Regions from separate parts of the Homo sapiens genome. Here all the other regions are linked to region 3. A link is a loop called in an ENCODE intact Hi-C map of the cell type or tissue named here. Cell type or tissue: GM12878. All regions are shown on one strand.

What was found. A loop is a pair of places that touch in the nucleus more often than their neighbours do. Peaks named below come from ENCODE experiments on the same cell type or tissue, not always from the same donor. Only the 100,000 strongest peaks of a DNase experiment are listed, where the experiment ranks them.
Region 1: it touches region 3 in a loop (3.0-fold over the local background); 1 of 110 quality-filtered maps calls a loop at or near these places.
Region 2: it touches region 3 in a loop (3.0-fold over the local background); 1 of 110 quality-filtered maps calls a loop at or near these places.

Annotation. Positions count from the first base shown.
Region 1 is chr7:41,205,437-41,210,436 of GRCh38, forward strand. No RefSeq gene overlaps it. Among named protein-coding and RNA genes, the nearest start is that of LINC01449, 110 kb to the left of the region's middle. In GM12878, a CTCF peak has its summit at 1,922; DNase peaks (open chromatin) are centred at 335 and 1,037; H3K27ac peaks cover 884 bases.
Region 2 is chr7:41,729,200-41,734,199 of GRCh38, forward strand. The region is part of intron 2 of INHBA-AS1 (INHBA antisense RNA 1); the gene reads left to right. Among named protein-coding and RNA genes, the nearest start is that of INHBA, 29 kb to the left of the region's middle. In GM12878, no CTCF peak of the experiment used is centred here; a DNase peak (open chromatin) is centred at 2,952.
Region 3 is chr7:41,879,136-41,884,135 of GRCh38, forward strand. No RefSeq gene overlaps it. Among named protein-coding and RNA genes, the nearest start is that of INHBA, 180 kb to the left of the region's middle. RefSeq lists an enhancer at 2,304-2,853. In GM12878, no CTCF peak of the experiment used is centred here; DNase peaks (open chromatin) are centred at 2,746 and 3,816; H3K4me3 peaks cover 811 bases; H3K27ac peaks cover 2,365 bases.

The DNA.
Region 1 (5,000 bases), 670 kb before region 3:
AAAAACTGCAAATAGCCCAAGGGCCATATATAAACAGACTCTGGGCTGGCAAGCCAGTTGGCTGACCCCTGATTTTTATGTATAATCTATGAAAGTATTCATATATTTCACATTATATTTAAGCAATTGATATTGTACTAATATTAATTACATTACAGGTATAATTTCCTACAAATGCCTTGTTTTTTTTTCCTTAAAGAGCACAGGAAACATTTACAAAAATTGACTAAATCGTAGGCCAAAAAGAAATCTTAAAATTTCCTAGATCAGGGGTTCTCAACATGTGGTCTGGGGATTTCTGGGGGTTTCCAAGATCCTTTCGGGTGATCCTCAAAGGTCAAATCTATTTTCATCATAATATGTGATGTTACTTGGCTTTTTCACTTTCAATCTCTCATGTAGATACAGTGGAGTTTTACAAAAGCTTCCTGACACATTACATCTCAACAGATTGAATGCAGAAGCAGACATGAGAATCCAGCTGTCTTCTATTGATCCAGACAGTAAAGAGATTTGCAAAATGTAAAACAATGCTACTTTTCTTCTATATTTTTCTGTTTTGAAAAACAGTAGTTTCCCATCAAAATATGTTACATATGTTAAGATGTAATGGGTATATTACTGCTACTTTAAATGAATTAATAAACATATATATTTAAATTTCTCAGTTTCTAGTATGGTAAATATTGATAGATACAAATAGCATGAACATATTCCTTAGGTGCCCTTTATAGTTTTTAAGAATGCAAAGAGGTTTTGAGAATAAAAACTTTGAGAACTACATTTCTAGAAAATACATGTACAGTCCACATCCTTTTACTGTAATACATTCATACAGTAATTAGGTATATTTACTGTTTTGATAGTGGACTAGCCCAGCCCTGAAACTTCTTAGAAACCAGCCCTCCCTTCTCACCACGGGACTATCTGCCATTCATCTAAGAAAGAAATACAAACAAGTTCAGGGCAAAAGGTACCTCTCAGTGTCTTTTCTAAAGAATTTTTGACATATGCAGTAGGGTTAGTCAACACAGGATAGGGCAGGGTCTAAACTTCAACTAAAGAGAAATGTCTAAACTGGGCTGCAGAAACAACGAATTGGGAGAATAGTAAATAATTAATAAGGGCTAACCTATGGCAGTTATATGAATTCAAGATGGGAAAGTGAAACCAAATGAAAAACCCTAATTGCATTTTTAATTGGATTAAGTGATTTCTCAACAACTGTGCAAATAATGTTAATTTTCCCTTCCAAAGCTCAAGAAAGAGATAATTGTTTTAAGAGCTAAGGCAGCTTTTAAAATAACGAATGAAGAAAAGCAAGACAAAACCAAGTCTACATGTCTCCAACCTAATGACTTGGGAAAATGGTAGAAAAATAAAAAAATAAATGCATTATTGATTGAAGTATAAAATATATTCAGAAAAGTATTCATATTATGCAGCTTGTGAATTTTCACAAAGTGAACATAGCTGAGTAAGCACCATCCACAGCAAGAAATAGAATGCAAACTCTCCAGTCACTATACCCTCTCCTCCCCCAAATAACCATTGTCTTCAGTGCTAACGCTATACATTAGTTCTTCTTCTTTCACAAATGTATATAAACGGAATCATTCATTATGAATTTACATTGCGAATTTTAACCCTTTGTATTTTCCCGCAGTTTCAACATCCCCCTAAACGGGCTGCGACGCCCCTGTCAGGTGACCGAGTGCACCAGTGTGTAAGGCTGGTCTCTGGCACAAATTCCCCGTCTTTCCCGCCTCTGCTGTGACCTAATGACATTCTGAATGTACCACTGAATTTCCCTCGTGCCCTTTGCTTGTGAACGCTACCTTGACCCCCAGTAAAGGCACTTGCCCACGGTCCTCGCTGGCTCTCAGCTCCCCACCTGCTTGGTTGAGCCCGCTTCTCCCCCATGTGGTCCCCTAGTGGCATGCGGTGATCCCTGTTCTGGGACCTGTGAGTATAATACACTGTTCTTCCTGTGCTTCTCATCTGTCCCCTCTTGTGGCTGCACCTGACTGACCATCTCATGAAAGGATACAAAACATTATTCATTTGTATTTGACATTCCTGCTCAACATTTTGTATGTGAAATTCATCCATACTCTAAGGTGTAGTGGTTATTTGTTGGTTTTCATTGATGTCAAGTATTTCATTGTATGAATATTCCCCAATCTATCCATTCTACTTGTTCATGGACAGTAATTTGTTTTTGTTTTTTTCTCCCTATCTTTTGGCTGTTACATATAGTTATGACAGGAACTCTCTTGTACATTTTTTCTGAGTGGGGGTGTGGGGGGTGGGGAGATGGGGCAAGGTGGGCTTGTTTAAGGCATTTCTGTTGGGTTTGTATCTAAGGATGCAATTACTGGGTCATATGCATATGCAGCATTAGTAGATAATTTCAATTTCACAAGTAGGAAATTGCAACAATTTACAATCCAAACAGCAATTTATGAGAATTCTAGTTGCTCCATCCTTCCTTTTTAATGTTAGCATTTTCATGGGGAGGTAGTAGCATCTTATCGTGGTTTTATTTCCCATTTTCCTTATGCTTGAGGTGGAGCATTTTTTCAGATATTCATTGGCAAATTAGACATCTTGTTTTGCGAAGAGGATATTCCTGTTCCTCCTTAGTGCTATTTTAAAAATTTGTGCTATTCATTCCTTAGTGTATTTTTAAAATTGAACTGTGTTTTTCTTATTGATTTATAGTTCTTCATATAAGATATGAGTCTTTTATTGGAAATACATATTGCAGATATGTTCTACCCATCTGTAGCTTGCCTTTTCATTCTCTTAAGTGTATCTTTTGATAAACAGAAGTTCTTTTTTTATACAGTCCAACTTCTCAATCTTTTCCTTTATGTTACTACTTTTTATGTTCTATTTAAGAAATCTTTGCTTTCTTGAAATTACAAAATAAATCTCCTATGTTGTTTTTTAGAAGCTGGATTGTTTTACCTTTTACATTTAGCAGTATATTTGTTTTACCTTTTACATTAAACAGTATATTTGGAATTAATTTTTTTTCTTTATGGTATGAAGTAGGGGTCAATAATCATTTTTTCCATTTAGAAATTCAACTGACCAAATACCACTTATTTAAAAGACTGTTCTTTCATTCTAAAGTGTCTTAAATCTGGTGTCCATATAAGAGTTGGTTTTCAGGATTTGCTATTCTGTTCAATTGGTCTATTCCCTTGTACCAGTAACATATTTTCTTAATTATTGTTAGTTTAAATTCATTTTTCATATGTGTTAGTGTGAGCCCTTTAACTTTATCCTTCTTCAAGAATAACTGGGCTAATCTCAGTCTACTAGTTGCTGCTATACTGCATTTCCGCATAAATGTTAGAATTACATTGTCAATTTTCATTGAAATCAAAAGGCGGCTGAGATTTTTATTGGGATTGCATTGAATCCAGATAAATTTGGGGACAGTTGGCATCTTTAAAATAATAGTGCTTCTAATTTATGAAGAATGCATTTATTCTGTGTATTTAGGTATTTTTCCTTCCTGTCTCTCAATAATGTTTTGTGATTTGCTATATAGAGGTTTTTCATAGAAGGTTAAATGTATTCCTAGAATTTGATGTTTGGTGATGTCATGTAAATGTTAGTTTTGTCTTTGAATTATATTTCCAAATGTTTATTTAGGACTGGTTTATTTAAAATATTGATTTTTGTATATTGTATCCAGAAAGCTTGCAGTATTCACTTGCTAAATACAATAATTTACGGATTTTCTATATTCACATCAAGTTATCTACAAATAATAGTCTTACTTCTTTTTTCTAATTCATATACCTTTCACCTCTTATTTTACCTTCTTACACTAATAGGATATTAGAAAATGTGTTGAAGAGAAGTGGTGATATGACTATTTTCTTTTCTATTCTTGATTCCAGGGTGGAAAAACTCAATATTTTGCTATTAAATTTAATATTTGCTGTAGGATTTTGTAGAGTTTAAAAACATCAATTATAGAAGTTTCCTTCTGTTTTTAGTTTGCTATTTTTTAACCTAAATTATGAATACATATTAAATTTGATCCACTTACGAAGATGATTGTATGATTTTTTCTTCTTTATTTTCTGAATTGTGATAAGTTCATCAGTTGGTTTTTTGTATGTTAAATGAAATTTGTATTGCTGGAATAAAATTTCTGAGTCATGATGTATTTCCCTTTATATATAGCAAGGTACAGTTTGCTAATACTTTCAGTAGGATTTTGCAACTATATTCATGAGAGACACAGGCCTGCATTTTCCTTTCTTGTAAATGTCGTTTCAGGTTTCATATCAAGGTTATGTTGGTCTTATCAAATGGATTGGAAAATGTTCTCTCTTTTTTTATTTTTAGGTTTTTTTTTTTGGTAAAATTTGGATAAATTCACTGGTGATGCCATCTAGGCCTTAAATTTTCTTTGTAGGAAAGTTTTAAATTACAGATTCAATTTCTTTAATAGATACAGATCTATACAGATTTTCTCTTTCCTTTTTGTGACAATTTCACAAAGTTGTATTTTTCTAGGAATTTGACTGTTTTTTAACTTTTCTAATTTATTGGCAAAAAATTAATAATCTCTTTTTATTTCTGCAATGTTTGTAGGATCTAGAAATGTCCTTTTTTATCCCTGAAATTGGTAATTTGTGTTTTTTAATCAACCTTGACAAAGTTTTATAAATATTATTAATTCACTAGTTTGTCAGTACTCCTCTGTATTGAATGTTTCTTGTCTAGTTTATTAATTTTTACTTCTTTCTCCCTTCTATTTTTTCCTTCTTCTCTTTCTCCTTTCTTGTTTATTGACTTCAGTTGTTTTACTCACTAGCATATGCTAGTAAGTAGAGACGTGCATTTTCCTTTAAGCACAACTTCAACTACAACTTTTAGGCCAGGTTTGCATTATCATTCATTTTAAAATATTACTTAACATCCACTTGGATTTCTTTTTTGAATCATAGATTATTTATAATTTTCTTGTT
Region 2 (5,000 bases), 150 kb before region 3:
GTCTCCTAGAACAAATTGCAGTCCCAGCTCAGCTGGACTGAAATGAGGAAGAACTCCAGCCCAACTCCAGAAGAAAAGCTCCATTTCCCCTCCACCCCCAGTAACAGGATTTCAGACAAAGACAGTGAAGCCAGAGGTGAAAGGGTAAAGAATAGAAGCCATGTCACTTTGCCCCTGGTCATAAATTGCCTCTGTTTTCATCTGTGGAACCATCCTCGTGGAGGTAAGGGAAGACAGCGTACCATGCTGGACACAGGCGAGACCATCGTGAATTGAAGCAGTTTCCTGAAATGGAAACATGAGGACATATATGGTAAAGGGAGGCTTCTCGGTCTTTTCTGAAGGAAATTATCCAACCACAGGGACAGAAAAAAACTGGTTATATGAAGTTGAACTTTTGATCATGATGAGTTTTAGAAGCAACCCTATGTTCCTCTCCCTTCCTATGCCATCGCCACTTAGCGAGGCTCTAGCAGTGATGATAGTTCAACTCTCCCCATAATTGATATCACGGAATGTCATTAATTACAGGGATTGGGATTCAATAAAGTAAAGCAGGCTTAGTAGATCCTGCTTGAGGAATTTAACATGTGGGGCCTTGTATGTGCTCCTAAGTATTTTGACCAAACTGCGAATATGTTCTAAAAAGGACAGTTTCCAAACTGTGCAGCAAAGAGGGCAGAGTTTACCTGATGGAACTGTGTTAGTTAGATAGAAACACTTGTCATTAGGGGTATGAATGAGTATATCTGTGTATATGTTTCCATGCAAATAGAGATTGGGAAGGAACCACAGCCACCTGCCACCACCCTTTCCTCACTGAACCCTGATTTTGTTCATGCTCACCTTGTATGGCAGGGCAGTCTGGAACTCTTTCCTGCCACAGGGGGAGAATGTTGATTGATCCAGGCTAACTATGGTAATTCTATATCCTAGACAAGTGGTTCACCCAGGAATGGGCAGTTTGCACAATTCTGGCCAATGAGGTGAAGTCTGGAACTTCTGGAGTAGTGTTTCCAGCCCTTAAGAAAATGAAAATAAGAAAAATACCAATTTTTCTGTCTCTAAATGTCACTGTGTGAGGATATGATACTGGGAACAGCCATCTTGTGATCTGGAAGCAAAAGCCAAGATGATTGCAGAGATGGTTGACATCACTGAGCTCCTTACTGAACTTCCCTGGAATTTCCTGGTGCCTAGACTTCCTGTTGGGTAAGATCAGATGCACCTTTATTTATTAAGCCACTTTTAGCTAGGTTTTTTTTTGTTGTTGTTGCTTGCAGCAGAATGCATCCTAGGCGATACAAAAATCATCCCTATAGGCACAGAGTCTAGATATTATTTGGTTTGGGTGAAGAAGGAGTAACTGAGACTCATAGGGAAGAAATACTTGCCTAAATTATAGAAGGCAGACCTTCTGGCTGCACTACTGTATGTATGTTTGCCACTCTACCACACTGTTGTATACGGAATTGCTTGTTCATGTTAAGGCCATCAGCATTCACTCTCATTTGAGTGATTTTCTTATAGTGATTATGGATGTCATTTTAAATAAAACATTTAGCTTGCCTAACCGGGTAATGGGAACTCTTTAGCCACAAGGTTAGAAACTAGACTCAACCTTGTAATTTATTGCCTACAACTATAAACCAAGCCACTGTCAGAGAGCTGAGAAGAAGAATAAACAATGAGACAGCGGCTGCCTGGTCTTTTAACGATAGATGGCAAGGCTAGATATGGCCAACAATAACACCAACCCATAAATATTCTATATTTAACCTACAGTCTTAAAGTACTTTGATTTTCATTATTGATGTGTGGACACCCTCAGGGTCTTCAATTCTAAATCCCTTATCTTGTACTGCCATGTTATTAGGAAAAAGGGAAAGTGCTTTTTAAAAAAAAAAAAAAAAACTCAATATTGCATAGCTTCTTAGACTTTGGCCTTTGCATCCTGAGTGTAACAGGGTTGATGTATCTCTGATATGACAGGAGAATCCCAGCGCTGCACTATTCCTGAGGAGAACGGACTTGGTTTCTGAGTGCGGGGAGGACTGTGTGTTTAGTCAGCGTGAGGTGCAGATAAAGGGAGTTCTTAAATCATAATGTTTCAGAGTCTTGCAACTAGTTATTTAAAAAAATCTGTTATAAATAAGTCATAACATACTCTTTATAATGCCAGGGCTACCATCCTTGCCAAAAAGAGTTTTTTGGAGACAGTCTTCTCCCCCCTGTAGCATCCTGAACCCTACCGAACAGGTGAATTCATGTTGATGCATCACCATTATTGAAGGATGCTGGTATGATTCCCATTTGCTCCCCGCAAAGAATCATTACTCCAACATAAAAAAATAAATCCAAACTGAAACGTCCTCTGTGTCTGGAAAAGCTGCCATGTTTGGATCATAGCAGCCCCATCATGGCAAAGACGTCAGCAGTAGAATCATTTGACCCCAGGGCCTAGTTCCTCTAGGAGGACAGCAACGTCACCACTGTTGAAATCTTCCACTGTCATTCTGCCACATGGCAACCAAAGCCACACAGAATTAATCTTGTGCTTGGAAGATAGTCTTCCCTCAAGCAGTAATAATACTTGCATTTTCTTAACTCTCTAAAACATAAGGTCTTCTTGAAACTTTCCTGAGAACTTCTTGTGGACTGTGCAGTGGCAGCAACCTCAGTATTAACCATCTCATTCATTGGTTGTACATGTTTCAGAGGGTGGCTCCTCTAGTTCCAATGTCATTTCTGTCTTATTAACTCTTAGATGTTCTCCATTGAAGGATATTTGTCCAGTAGCCCACAGGATTATTTTCCAGTTTATTGAAAACACTTATCAATGAAGACCAGATAGGAATGAAAATAGAACTTGAGGATCAGGTGTCTGTGGCAGACTTGGTGTTTCGAAAGCCCAACTTGCTTCTTAGACAAGAGAATTTCCTTTCCGCTTTCAGTGTGTGCTGAGTGAAAATGAAAGAACTGTGTCTGGGGAGGCATGTCCTCATTTAGACACTTACAAGATCTCATCTCATTTTAGTAAAATTTACTTGCATGACTAGTAATTAAGTTTTATTAAATTAGACGTTCTCTTTTTCATTTAAAGATGAGTTTTAATTATATAAAACAACAAGTGCTGTAAAAATGATTGCATGCATTTATTTGAGCTTTGAGTGCCCTCTACTGGAACAAGAGAAAAAGTAAAAAATCAATACTACCTTGATCTTGCATAGTTCTGTCGTAACTACTAAGATATGATTATTAGGAAAACAATAATAACAGTAAGAACTCAACGTATCTCACTCACAGTGATTTAATAGTAATAAAATATTTTTCTAAAAATTACTTTAAAGCAGACCTAACAGTGCGCATTTTGTGGGTTTTACATTTATGGAAAGTCCTGGGTGATACTGATAAGAAGCATCTCTTTAGCTGGTTGGGCTGCTCTCTTATTTCCAGTGACTGCTTGTCTCCATGTTATGAGTTTTGAGTTGATAGCCATAGCCTCTGGAACAAGGCTGGACTCTGGATCCATTTTCTTTTCTAAGCCTTTTCCTTCCAAAACCAAGGGTGATTTCAACTTTCATTTGGATGAGGCACTTCACTTCTCAGGTTCACGGTCATTTGATCCCCTCTGCTCTGACCGCTGTCCCCCCTCTCTGCTGTAACTTCATTTGCAGCCACCCCTTGGCCTCTCCGCTCCACCTCTGACTTCCCGTATTCTGCCGTGACCTTTCCTGTGCGAACCACCAGGTTCCCTCTTTCCATTGTCACCGCCATGTCTTCATGCCTGCTCTGCTCACTGTCAGCGTGCCCAAGCCTAATCTCCTTCCCTTGTCTCTATTGAATCAGACTCTCAGTCCCTTCTTATTTCAATGTATTTCCTAACTTGTTTGGATTTCATGGTTTATTGTTTCCACCACACTATCATCAACACACACATTTCCACCAACCCTTTGATCTACTGCTGTATAAGCCTTGCAAATAGTCTATTCTACAACAGCCTAATGACTCATTCTTACCGACTCTGATTTCTAAGCTGTGAAGCACTGCTGAAGGAAGTCATTTTGCTTTGCTCACTGGGAAATGACAAATTCTATGGCCTTCAGGTGAGACCTCGGGAATGCTCAAGAATGTTTTTTTTTTTTTCTTTTCTGCTGTTTGCTTGTCTTTCAAATCCCTCAAGGATTATTCAAACCTTGACTACTTTCTTCATTCTTAAGACTTGCTTTGTTTCACAAGTTTTGGGGAAAAAATGGAGACTACTGCATCCTTAATTCACTTACCCTGAACTTTAAAATGTGTCTTTTTTTTCTTCAACTTCTGTTTTTAAGTTCTGGGGTACATGTGCAGGATGTGCAGGTTTGTTACATAGGTAAACAAGTGTCATGGTGATTTGCTGCACAGATCAACCCATCACCTAGGTATTAAGCCAAATGTGTCTTTATCTCTATTCTTCCCTTCTGCCACAGGAGATTAGTCTCTTCCCCATTTGCTTTTGATTCTATTCCCTCCTAGCCCTTCTTAGATTTTGTTCCAACAGTTTTTTCAATTTTTCTCTCTCTTCCCAGGTAATTCTCTCTTGAACTCAGACTATAAACATTCCAGATTCTTCTGGAATGCCCCCAGAAAGGGTTGTCCCTCTCCCAGTCTTAATTTCCCACAAACTGCTGCTCCACATTTTCCTTGCTTCACTGTGAAGCTTTTAGAAAGAGTAGCCTGTACTCCTTTCTGTTGCTTCTTGTCAACCACTTCCACTTCCACACAACCCAGTTTGGGTTTATTTTTCTATCACTGACCAGAAACGGCTCCCAACAAACGTAACCAGAGAGGTCTCAGTACCATCAGGTTCCCAGGATTATCTGCTGCGTTGCTCAGCCATCCTTAGCTGATGCTCCAGAGCCCAGGACAGCTACTTATGCTCCAATTCATTGCTGTGGCAGCAGGAAAAAGAAAACTACAAGGAAAGGGATATCTCTTCTCTTGAAGGACAGGTACATGTC
Region 3 (5,000 bases):
TTCAAGCTGATCTCATCTGTAAAGTTCTGGACCTGGAGAGGAAAGGCTGGGAGATGGGCTGTCCTGCCTGAGTCACTCCTTGCGGTCAAGTTAACAGGACAATGGTGAGCTTCTGCTTTGAGAAAAGGTACATACACTTTCTGTCCTGAGGACCCCTCCCCTTGCTCACCCTAGAGATGGCAAATGTGAAGAGCTGATTTATCTCTGCAGATTTGCAGCTTCTGGGATTCAGGAGTGGAGCCGCATTTGTATCCCTCTCCAGCCAGAGAAACTGGTGGACTTTCACACTGGCCAGTTGGATATGTGGAAGAAGAAATAAAGTTCATAACTTTGGGGATGCAAAGGAAACTGTTTTCATGATTCCCCAAAAAGCTAATCACAGGAGAGCTCTGTGAAGTTGGCCAAGGGCATGCTTTGAGAATGATAGATTTAACGTTTGCTTTCTTTGGCCTGGACGTTTCCCAGAGTCTCCTTATATCTTTTCTTGATACATAATGTGCATTCTAAGGGAGGCAAGGGAGGACTGTAACTTGGCACAATCTTCCTTACATGTAAATCCCTAAACTGAAACGAAAGACTACGATACGCTGACACAGAGAAGATGATGGGAAGGGAAATAAAGAGGGGACAATCATCTATAAATTTTAATAAAACTCTGACTTAATTTAGTATAACAGTCTTGTGATTTAATAAAGCACATATTAAATAATGAAAAGGTGCTTGCTTGAAATGGCTTTCAGTAAATATTGTCAACAATAACTGGCCTTTTCTTTATTGTCATAAATGTCCCTGCCAATAATACTAGATATGTAATCAAAGAATATCTACAACTCCAGTTACTGCTCTGTTTTTCCACATGTGATTTGGACCCTTTAGTCACAAATATAAGATGAAGTCTATTTACAGACACCTTTCCTTTGGCAGACACTAATTAAGAATGAGAAAGATAATGAGAAAATTTTGATAAATGAAGAATGAAGGAGAAACAAATGGTTCTCTCCAGGGTATTCCCAGAGCTCTGGCCTTGAAAGATGGGGCAAAGCAGGAATGTCAGGAATTGCAGGCATGAGAATGGAGGTGGCTGGAGATATTCCATAACCAGACCAGACAGACACTGCAGAGCACCGTGTGACATAGACTGGGGAGAAACCAGAAGGTCGGGGGAAGGGAAAAGCAAAGTCCAGAGGCCTGGACAGAGTCCAGACCAACATCCTTCCTGCTGCAGAGCTTTAGGTGGTGGACCCACAGTGGGATGTCTCATGGATGCCTTTCACAACACGGATTTGGCACTCACTCTTTGTCAAGAAAGGGGCCAGGCACCAGGGGTATATGCCAGATTTCCCACTGATGGTTGAGCTCCAGGCCCTATAAGCCTACAAAGGCTGGCTCAAGGAGGCCAGCTGTGAACACTCATGGCCCTGCAGTCTACCCTATGCCAACTCTAATGCTGGCAGGTTTTCACCTCACCTGCATTATTTTCTGCCTTTGCTGTATTTTGAAAGACAAACAGAAGATTATCTAACAAATACTGAAGTAGTCATTGGGATTACAGGGATCCACATGGTCAAAGGAGGTGAGGGGCGAACAATGAAGCTGTGTGTCCCAGGAGCTGTCAGTGTGCACATGGCTGGTCTATAGCATGAGAAAGGTAGGAGGAGGGCAGTGGATGTCAGTTTATGAAGGATAAAGGTTGTCAAAGTATTCCAATTAGGGGGCCGTCACCTACTAGCCTTCTGCTTTAAGAAGACCAGCCTGGCCAGGCGTAATGGTTCATGCCTGTAATCCCAGCACTTTGGAAGGCCAAGGCAGGTGGATCACCTGAGGTCAGGAGTTTGAGACCAGCCTGGCCAACATGGTGAAACCCTGTCTCTACTAAAAATACAAAAAATTAGCGGGTGTGATGGTGGATGCCTGTAATCCCAGCTATCTGGAAAGCTGAGGCAGGAGAATCACTTGAACCTGGGAGGCAGATGTTGCAGTGAGCCGAGATAGAGCCACTGCACTCTAGCCTGGGCAACAAGAGTGAAACTCCGTCTCAATTTAGAAAAAAGAGAAGACCAGGCTGACTACAACCCCAGGGACAGTCAGTGGCTTACACAGATCTTCTGGAACCTGATGTTATACAATTTGAGGAGCCCTTCTTAAGCAAAAAAATTCAAAACCAAGAATATATAATTAGGTATAAAACTGAACAGTTATTTAGAATGAGAAGATAAACCTCAAAAAAAATAGAACTTTAGAATGATGATAAATACCACAACCATAGGTTAAAACATGAGAATTCCAATAAATCTCTTTTGCAGAATTCTCATCAAGGAGGAAAGGAAAATGTATGAGGCCTGTATAATTGTATACACAGCATGGCGTGCTATATTCCTGAAAGGAGACAACTTCTGTTTTGACTAGCTGTCATTGAAAACAAAGTCCTCTGCTTACGATTTTACATATCTGACTTTGGAAGAATTTTCCAGAGACCAGCTTCCTGCTTTGTATATTTCAAACTTTGCTTCTCCTTGATTCTGCATAAACGTCTGGTGTCAGATGCTGCAGGACAAATTCATATCACCAGATGACGTTTGACCCTCCACTTCCTGTCACGAGGCTGGGTGCGTCAGTGCAGGGGGCCGTAGGAGTATTCCTAGAAGCCGTTCCTACACCAGGATGACTAGTAATAACTTAACTGCATTCAGAAACAACTACCAACCACAAAAATATCCCCTACTGAACCCAAACTAAATATATTCGCAACTCAACTTCCTTTTAGCTGGGGCCCCAAAGTGCTGGTGACGACGCTGACACCCTAACAGTAGGTGCACAGAGGGGAAGTCGAAACAGAAAGGGGAAGCAGTCTTAACCAATTATGGCTAAATATAGCTCACTTTTAATACATTTTACAAAAATATATGACCATGTGAACACATTGCAAGGTCTTCCCCCAGCTCTTGTAAGGGACCGTGCAAGTGAGGCCCTGAGCTGAAGTTTATTAGTTTATTAGCTAACAGGTAGATCTTTCTCTGAGGACTCACAGATCTATCTGGTGGTCTGACTGCAGCTGAGGACCCCAATCTGGAGTAATAGTAAATAGCTGTAGAAGCCAAGGATCAGAGGCGAGGCAATGCCATTGTAGTGGAAGGGATACATTCGAATGGTAATTAGCAGGTGGAACCAAGATGATTACAGTTTGGAAGAGGACAGAGTTAAAAATGTGGCACCATCTAGTCTGGCACTTGCCCCTCTTAATTTATCCAAAACATTGAACAACACTTAATAACTTGTGCCAGGCATAGTGCTTGCTGCCAAGCAGAGGGGAGGGTGTGTGACCTGGGCTGTGAACTCATACTGGCCGGCTCGCTGTAGCGTCCCCTGCCAGCCTCAGCTCCAGAGGATGTCTGTTTCTCCTCTACTCAGTCAGCAAGGGATCTTTCTCTTTGTTCTTACGAATGAGGCCACCCATTAAGATGTGTCTAGATACTTTGGCTCCCAGGTCACACCCAACTATTGCCTCTTTTTGATCCAATATATACTTTTTCCGTAAACTGGTCAAAACCCATACTTACACAGAGATGGAAAGAGGAGTATAATTTCAAATTGCAAGGGGAAGCTGGATATAACTCAGTTTTTAAATCTCGAATGTATATATTTTTGGCCTGATTTCCCACTCTGAACCCCCAAATCAGTAAAATCACAAGGTGAATGCAAACAGGAAAGAGAAAGGAGAAAACATGTCTGCCAGCCCATAGATATGACCCTGGGGCCCTGGGGGAAAAGAGAAAGCAGGCACTTTCCCATCATTACGGCTGCACCACCGCAGTAATGATGCCCTGAGAACATGAAAGCCAGCAGTAGGGGAAACCCCACCAAACATTTGAGATCCGCAGTCTAGGGATTACTCCCCGCCAGGCACTCGATCTTTGCACAAATCTTACAGCTAACGTGCTCCTTTCACAGGAAGCCTTTACTGCTTCTCAAATAATCCCGAAAGGAGAGTTGCTGGATGTCCCATAATGAATAAAACTGCTGATAGGAATGGAAAAAGTTTATGAAGGATTTGTAAACCCAAAATACCATATGTGGAGTCAGAACGTTTTATTTATACCTTTGCCTGATACTTTGCCCGCGCATACAGGATTATGGAAGAAATATATGGCCGCCTGCTGGCCCAGAATTCTCTCAGGCCATCCCCACCGGCCTGCAGGGAGCGCCGCTGACCCTGGGCCAAACGTCCTGTAGCACAAAATTCCTTTCCAAGTTGAAAGGAAAAGTAATAGAGAGTAGAATTTAAAACAGCAAACATAGGCCCGTATATTTTGTTTCTGTTTCACTCTACAAATAAAAATAAACCTAAATGGCCTCTTTTGGCATAAGATTATAGGTTAAAAAATAAATCCACAGCATATTATATAATAAGATAAGAATAATTAAGACCAATATATTTCCTTTTAAGAAACTTGATGGATAACCTTTAAGATGTTTTGAAGGTTGTGTTCAGGCCACACACATGATAGGCAATATTTTATCTTTCTTTTTTACAAAGAAAGAAAGCTAATTTTGCTTAAAATAGTAGGAGGTCTATGGGTCTTGCCTTTACCAAAGAAATAAACTTTGTTAATCACACAAAATCATCTCTAACTATTTCAAGGAAATTAGAACAAAAGCCAAACAGGGAGGTCTGTATGCACATCCATTTGCAATGTCTGTGGACAGGGAGAAGGAGCTCAGTGGATCCTTGGTAGAAATAGAATCTTGTTTGCTGACTTTCTGTGATTCCAGAGCTCCTGTGGAACCCAGAGGCTGGGCGGGGTGAGGGGGATATAAAATCTACAAGGAACACAGAATTCAATTCCAGTCTGGGTTTTACCCCTACTTCTATTCAGTAGTCTATATGGGGCTTTGACCTCAGCAGATTTTCATTCCTTGAGCCCTCTTTTCCGTGACTGTGGAAATAGAATGAATGGGCTGCATGCAGCCAGCCTCCAGGAACAGGGAAAAGAGGGTCCTTC